3 separate regions of the Mus musculus genome follow, and regions 1 and 3 are each linked to region 2. Evidence: chromatin loops called from intact Hi-C (ENCODE). Cell type or tissue: gastrocnemius. All regions are shown on one strand.

Evidence for each region. Peaks named below come from ENCODE experiments on the same cell type or tissue, not always from the same donor. Only the 100,000 strongest peaks of a DNase experiment are listed, where the experiment ranks them.
Region 1: a loop joins it to region 2, with 3 times the contacts of the local background. A loop is called at or near these places in 3 of 42 quality-filtered maps.
Region 3: it touches region 2 in a loop (2.5-fold over the local background); 7 of 42 quality-filtered maps call a loop at or near these places.

What each region holds. Positions count from the first base shown.
Region 1 is chr4:53,195,106-53,197,605 of GRCm38, reverse strand. No RefSeq gene overlaps it. Among named protein-coding and RNA genes, the nearest start is that of Lexis1, 22 kb to the left of the region's middle. In gastrocnemius, no CTCF peak of the experiment used is centred here; DNase peaks (open chromatin) are centred at 909, 1,232 and 1,418; H3K4me3 peaks cover 1,487 bases; H3K27ac peaks cover 1,905 bases.
Region 2 is chr4:53,353,732-53,356,231 of GRCm38, reverse strand. All of the region lies in intron 2 of Gm12496 (a long non-coding RNA gene), which reads left to right. Among named protein-coding and RNA genes, the nearest start is that of Gm52737, 27 kb to the right of the region's middle. In gastrocnemius, a CTCF peak has its summit at 1,087 (motif pointing right); a DNase peak (open chromatin) is centred at 1,000; H3K27ac peaks cover 636 bases.
Region 3 is chr4:53,277,162-53,279,661 of GRCm38, reverse strand. No RefSeq gene overlaps it. Among named protein-coding and RNA genes, the nearest start is that of Mexis, 8.2 kb to the right of the region's middle. In gastrocnemius, no CTCF peak of the experiment used is centred here; a DNase peak (open chromatin) is centred at 1,436; H3K4me3 peaks cover 391 bases; H3K27ac peaks cover 335 bases.

The DNA of each region.
Region 1 (2,500 bases), 160 kb after region 2:
TTTTTTGTTGTTGTTTGAGACGGATTCTCACTAGGAGGCCCTGGCTGGCCTGGAACTCATGATAATAGAGCAGGCTAACTTAGAACTCATAGAGATCTATTATTTGCCTGCCTTCCCAGTGCTGAGGTTAGAGACATGGGCAACAAGGCCAGGGGATTTCATCACTTATATGCCTATTTGACATTTGTGTTAGCATTGCTGATGCAAGGAATAACAGCACTACATTTGCAGAATGGGAGATTGCAAATACACAGACAGTGTGGCTCACTCTTCTCTCTGAGAAATGAAGGGCACTTTAGAGCATAACCTGGTCACTCCCTTAGCTAAAATCTAATGCTTCTCTTTCCAGAGTCCAGCACAACGTGTTTGCTCAGTCTTAAGCATGTCTCCAAGCAACATCCTCTGTATTTGCTGGAAGGAGATTCACTCACTGAAAGGCAATTGCTCACTACTTTAAGAGCGGCTGTGGTCTGGACTGGCTATTCAGAAAGGCAGTCAACATCAGGTGCAGCCTTGGTCCCCTTTAGCTCTGTCTACTTTGATATGATGGAAAAGCAGATTTGTAACTCCTACAACTTTCAGTTTGGCGGTTCTGCCACTGACTACAGTCATAGATTCTCACCCGCTCTTTTGCATAACAATTGCCACCTCAAAGAACACAGGAAAGCTATGAGAGGCCCTTTAAGAATTAAAGACATCTAATCTATGCATTTACTTATCTATCATGTATGCGCATCGCTTGCGTTCCTTCCAAACACTTTCTAAGCTTCAGGTATCCAAGCTTCTATCTGGCTGGCTCCAGCTTTGCAAGACGAGGAAGAGCAGCAGTAGCAACGCCTGTACAGCCCGTGCCTTTTGCTGCCTGGAATGACCTGAAGCTGGCAAGGAGAGACAGTTTGAATTCCAGGCAGGCTAAAAGGCCTTGGCTGAAGAGCTGAGGATTTCACAACGCCGCAGGGAAAGCCTTTCCATAAAGAGATGAAGGGATATGGAAAAAACTGCAATTCTGCAAATTGGGAACAACTAGAAGGTGGAAGTGTCCTAGAAGTCCAGATGGGGTCCTAACGTGACCGTCTGCCTTCCTCGGTTTCCGTCACAACCTGCAAACCACACTATCACAAACTGTTACTATATACAGGGCCTAAGTCCCCTTCATCCCAGCTCTAGGGGAGTCAGAGGCTGTGTTGTCTACCTTCACGCGCATGCGCGCCTTCCAGATACTTTCTAAGCAGCAGCAGCAGCAGCGCCCAGATCCGGTGATTAAAGAAAATTCCTCTCATCTTATACCTTGAAATGATCAATGCGTAATCTGAAGCGGTCTCAGAGTCTGTGGTCTGTTAAGAGTCAATGAAATGGAAGGAGAGGACGAGTCAAGACTTGCTAGGGTCTGGAACTACAACTTCCAGCAGACACCGCGCTTTGTGTTTGGCTTTCTGGTGGGCGTGTCCAAGGCCTAGGACGCTTAAAGCGGCGAGACCTCTTGGGGCCAGATCTCTGCAGAGCTAGCCAGCTGGAGTGTTCCAGCCACAGGAGGCCTGCGAGCAGAATCCTTTTAGATCTGCTGTTGTCAATGAACTAGCAGTCAGTTCATTAGAAAGGACACCGGTTAAGCATTCCAAGCCTGTTTTGAAGTTCATCAGCTCTTTCTCTAGCTCTAGCTCCACAAATCCTAAGTTGTCCATTCAACAAATAAAAAACTTAGAAAATACCATCTGTAAAACCTGTTGTGTCAACACAATTGTTTTTCTGTTACTGGTATCCATAGGCAGTACTTAGTGTCCCACTTATTAAGACTCAGCGTGACCCACAAGGAATTCTTTAAAGAGAACCAGTGGATAAAGTAAAAACTTGATTTAAAATTTTGCTTTCGTTTTCTACTTCTTCTAATGGAGTGTCTTTAAAACATAGCATGCCTTCAAAGTGCATATTTTTAAAAAATGATTTACATTGTGACATACTCTTCAAATAGAACGCTTTCAAATACTGCTTTGCTTTTTCTTACAGGAAGACAACAACAAAAATGTTCTCTGGTAGCATAGTCTAGAACATCGGTTCTCAACCTGGGGGTCACAACCCTGCCCCCACACCTACCCCCACCCACACCCCAGACCTTTTCATAGAGGTCTCATATCAGGTATCCTGCATATTTACAATACTATGCATAGCACCAGCAACATTACAGTTATGAAGTAGTAACGAAATAATTTTATGATTGAGGGTCACCACTACATGAACAACTAGATTAAAGGGTCACAACATCAGGAAGGTTGGAAACCACTGTTCTAGAAGGTGCCATTGGTTCTAACAAAGCAATGACAGTGGTTTCCTTGAGCTGGGTAGTTACTCTGATCAGATTCTTCTTGGCATCTTATTGGTTCAAGGCACTGAAAGTGAAGACGTCCCCAACTCTCTTCCCACCCCAGCTCCTAACTAACCCTGAGTTCTTATTGGCACTAATAAACAACCTCTCCCTGCTGCCAACTCTCCCTTTTTTAAATTT
Region 2 (2,500 bases):
GGGGAATTAATCGTTTAAACTTGGCAGACCATGTGGCCTCTGTGAGAACCACCATAGAGTAGAACACATCTTAATTCTTAAAGGAAGGGACATATATCTGTGTTCCAATAAAACCTTAGTTTCAAAGCATGTTGATAGTTTGCATATTTGGAAAAATAGCTCAGTCTGTCCCAGTCACTTTCTCAACCAAAGCTTTATTCTGGTGTCGCATGCCTTCATCTTGTGTTCAAAAAGCCCCCGAAGGCTGTTATTGGTATCCGGGTCGGTATCACAGCCTTCTTGATGATGCTGGTGCTTTAGCTGCGTGTTCTGAGATCCTGTCCGCAGTTCCTGCACAGAATGGAGAGCCTTATTAAATACCACAGCTATAACACAACGTCTGTCCATTAGCAACTGTGCCAAGGATGCTGACCAATGACAGAGGAGAACCTGGAGAGCTTTGGGAGAGTCACATAATTCTGTGGTTCTTGCCTAGAAATGCTGAGGTCAAGCCTAGGAAAAACCACTGCAATGCATTATGGGCCTCATCATCAAAGGGAAGAGAAATTGTGCTATGCCAGAGGATGTGACTTCAAAGCACTGCTTTATTTTTCATGGGGCATGTGGGGGGTTATTCATACCAGTTCCCACGTCCAGACTTGTGAGATCTCAAGGACTTGGGAGTAAACTTTGGCCCATCTTACTGGTTGCAGTCACTACATTTACTTTATCCTGATCATGGAACTTTGGAATTAAAAATACCCAAATGGAAATTAGTTTAGTTTGTTGAACCTGACAGCCCTCTACAAAGAGCTTGAGGAAGCCCTGGGCTGGGGAGCTGTGCTTCGATGGAGAGAGGACTTCCAGCTCCTTGGTCTGGGAGCAATAGAGAGCTTTGCAGCTTCAGCCATATCTGTAGGTTCCTTTACAGTTGTAGTAGGAGTAGTGAGCAGATGGCAGTCGAGGCACACCAGTGCTGATAGAATCACTCTCACCCCACGCCCAATCCCTGTGGGTCAGGCCAGGACTCTTGAAACCAAGAGGTGCAGGACTGCCCTGTGTGTGCACTTGGAGCCTGGCTAAGCAAGTACGTTCATCTTCCTCAGTCACTAGGTGGCAGAATATAATTAAGATGTCAGAGTGTCTCCTGAAACATTGGAGGATGGTTTTCCGTCCCTACTTTAATGGCCTCCTTCATTACTTTGCAGTATTTGCTAGTGACATTCAGGACTGAGGTAATGGCATAAACATTTCCCTCCGCAAACACATCCTTGCATCTATTCAGGTTTTTAATGTTTTTATTCAGCTGTCCCATCTCTTAGGAAGAAGTCTCTTTAACTCGAAGTACATTCCATTCCGGATGACTGCTCCTCAGACCTCCCAAACTTCCAAGTTTTACCCGTTATTTTGTTATTCATTAGGGGACAGAAATACATACCTTCTTGCCATCTGTAAAATTTCAAATCATTTTTCACATTAAATATGAGATAAATCCATCGTGTAGATGAAAGCTCAGTGAGTCCATATGGATAATAAATATTTCTTAGTAATACTTATTTACTGATAACAGATTTGTTGGTTTTCCTAATGTTAAAGAAAATAGTCACTCATGTGAAAAAAGTCTGAAAATTTGGAAAGGAATATGAAAGGAAAGATAGACAGCAATCCTATTATTCAGAGAGACCAATTAAAAAGAGGTTATGGTGCCCCAGAATAATTCATCTTATCAAGCTGATGATGGGAAAAAGCTAAAAAGCCTCTTCATAGATAAATGTAAGCCCATTAAGATCTGATCCTTGGCTACCTAAAATTCTAGGTCAGCACTTAAAACAGAACATGCTGTTTTTATTAACATTTTATTATAGCAGATTTTAAGCATGTGCAGAAAAAAACGCAGAGAAGATGATAAACCCGCTGTGTGCACTCCACACCTAGCTTTAAAAATGAACAGTACAGAACCCATCTGACTCATTAATACATGCCAAAATGTCTTTCCTTTACGATATTTTGAGGCAAACCCCTGACTTGTTTTGCTTCATATTTACCTAGGCTAGTGCTAACCTTTAAAATAAAGTCTATTGTGCAGCTTTGGTGATCAACCCAAGTAAACAAGGGAATATAATCTCATGAATCACAATAAGGGTATGCAAAGCTACTCACTCTCAAAGAGAGTCCTAGCCTTGTTGAGGGTGGGGATGGTCTGGCTACTGGGTCAGACTCACTGCTCAGAGAATCTGGAATTAATTTTGCTGGGGAAAAAAATATAACCTGAACCTAGAGTGGATCTGTCTACAGCCTCTGTGTGACTGCAGACAAAGAGGACAAAAGAACAGAAAGCAACACATCAAACGTGGGAGTGGCTCATTGCAAACAAGGGTCTCTTCCAGTGCAGGTCTTTCCTGTGCCCTCTGCTGTCTTGTCACTGGGCTCTAGGCCTGAATCTGCAGTGCTGAGCCCTGCCTTTTAAGGTCTTAGCTTCGAGTTCAATTTTTGCTATTTCTTCAGTTTGCCTTTCACATTT
Region 3 (2,500 bases), 77 kb after region 2:
AGAGAATATCTCGACTGTTCTCAATGCTGGCTCAATGATGAACTTCACACGTTATTTAAGCCTCTACCACAGAGCTACATTACCAGCCTCCAGGCCTTCTGTGACCATGTGGATGGAGGGTTTGGACTGATTGTTTGTTACAAGGAGATTCAACTTGCCTTTCAAATTTCCTGGCCAGAATGTCTGCCATTAGAAGCCCCAGAGATAAGTCCGTCTGATAGCCACAGGCTGGAACACCTAAGGGGTGGAAACCTGCACTCCAGAGGGCTGAGGTGAGAGCATGTCTGGCAGGCTTGAACAATTAAGTTGAGGCAGACATGGCTGGAGCCAAGCTGGCTTGTCTGGGGAAAGTGGGGGGTGAAGTCAGAGCAACGAGGGGGAGGAATGGAAGATGTGAGGGTCTTGGTAATGATGTTGGCTTGTCTTTGTGCACAATGAGAAGCCATTGGCACGTTTTAGACACCAAAGTAAGCTGATCTAATGTTGTTTTGTTTTGTTTTTTTAACATGATTTCTTGTATTAAAAATAGACTCTAGAAGTTACTGGCTTTGACAGATTGAAAGAATGAATGAATTCATTCTCACACTAAGTGTAACTCTTTACACTAACGGATTTTCTAGGTGTGACCTTGCTATAGTGTATTCATTCATTCATTCATTCATTCGTTCAGTATTCATTCAACAATGAGGCTGAATACTGGGTATAACGTGAGCCACTGGGCTTGTTCCTGGATTAGATATGAATTGTTAGAGAAAGAGGCTCAGTACATTTTATGGACAGAAAACTTGGAAAGCTTGAGTAGCTTATTAACTGAGACAGGAGCCACTATAGCAGGGCCACTAGAAAATCTGTTAGTATAAGTAAAGAGTTACACTTAGTGTGAGAGGTATTTATTCATTCATTCATTCTTTCAATCTGTCAAATACTAAACGAGCACAGTAAACCAGGTTCCATGCTTGGCACTGGGAATTAAATGCAGGAGGAAAATATAGCACTCATGGTTTGGTAAATCGAGGCCTTACAGGTCAGTACGGTGAAGGTTATGGTGACTAGAGAAGGGCTGCTTCTGAGGCCGAAGTGAAGAAGGAAGAAGAAAAGAAGGAGAGGAGGGAAGGGGACACACAGAAGAGGAGAGAGAGCTCCTCCTAGAAGCCTCTCTAAGGGGTTCACTGTTAGTCTCATTGAGGTCTTTCCATACCGTTGTGAGAGCTCGTGATATCCGGCATTTTGAAGAAGTGCATCCTGATCTCCTAATATGAAGAGAAAGCCAGGCTTATGTCAAAACCGCAGTACAGATCCCTGTGATATGAACTCAGCGAAGCTGTCAGAATCCTTTTTTGTCCCTTCACCTAAATTCAAGCTGTGGGCTGTCCCAGTCTACTTGGCAGGAAATCAAAGGGGTGACTGTGAGGTGGCTCTGTCGCTTTCTGTACTGAAGGTTTTGCTCTGCTGATTACCTTTCCCCAGGGGCATAGATAGGGCAGAAAAGGGGAACCACAGTCGCTGTGGCTTTGAAGCCAGAGTCCCCACCATTCGCAGACACAGTTACAAAAATACAGCTTGGGTTAGTGCTTAAGTCTTCTTGGGAGACGGGCAGAGAGAGGCATGTGGCAATGCCGTGAATAATTTCTTCTTCCACTCCAAGGGAGGATTATCTCCCTTTTATGGGTGAGAGATTTAATAGCACATCCCAGCTCAGTTAAGTAGCAGAGCCAATCTCTGCAGCCTTGGCAAGAGAACCTAAAGTGAAATGGAGAAAGAGGTAGGTTTGTGGCAGCTCAGAGGCTGCTTAGAGGCACAGAGGTCCCAGAGGAGTAGAAGGTGCGTGGAGAACAAAACTGATGGGCTCTGTCACATAAACAACAGGCTCACCAGAGTTCATCTCTTTCTGAGAAGAGTTCCGGTCAAGAAAACAAACCCTGTCTGGCAGAGGGATGCCCAGATTCCTGACTCTGCTGAGATGCCTCCTGCATGATTTTGTCTAGTTTTCAATCTGTCATCTTGTAAAATAATAATGTTAAAAGTATGACACTAGCTGCTTCCTTATCATAAAAGCAACCCATGACTTTATGAAAAATCACAAACCAAACATTTGTAAGAATTACAAATTTATACATGATCTGAAGATTTTGAATTCCATAATGAACTTACTTCCAGAGTTTTAGAATTTATCTGCTGCTAACACAGCATGCTGCCTTATTCCCCTTTTTCATGTACAGTCCAAGTTTTAGAAAATAGAGGAAGGTATTGGGCAAAATACCTTCTAGAAAGTAAATCATGTGAATTTTCCCTTCCTTCCTTCCTTCCTTCCTTCCTTCCTTCCTTCCTTCCTTCCTTCCTTCCTTCCGTCCTTCTCTCTTCCCTTCCTTCTTTTCTTCCTTCTCTCCCAGCCTCTTTTCTTCCTACCTGTTTGGCTCCCTCCTTCCTTCTTTACCCTCTCCCTCCCCCATCTTTTCTCTCTCTCTCTCTTTCTCTCTCTCTCTCTCTCTCTCTCTCTCTC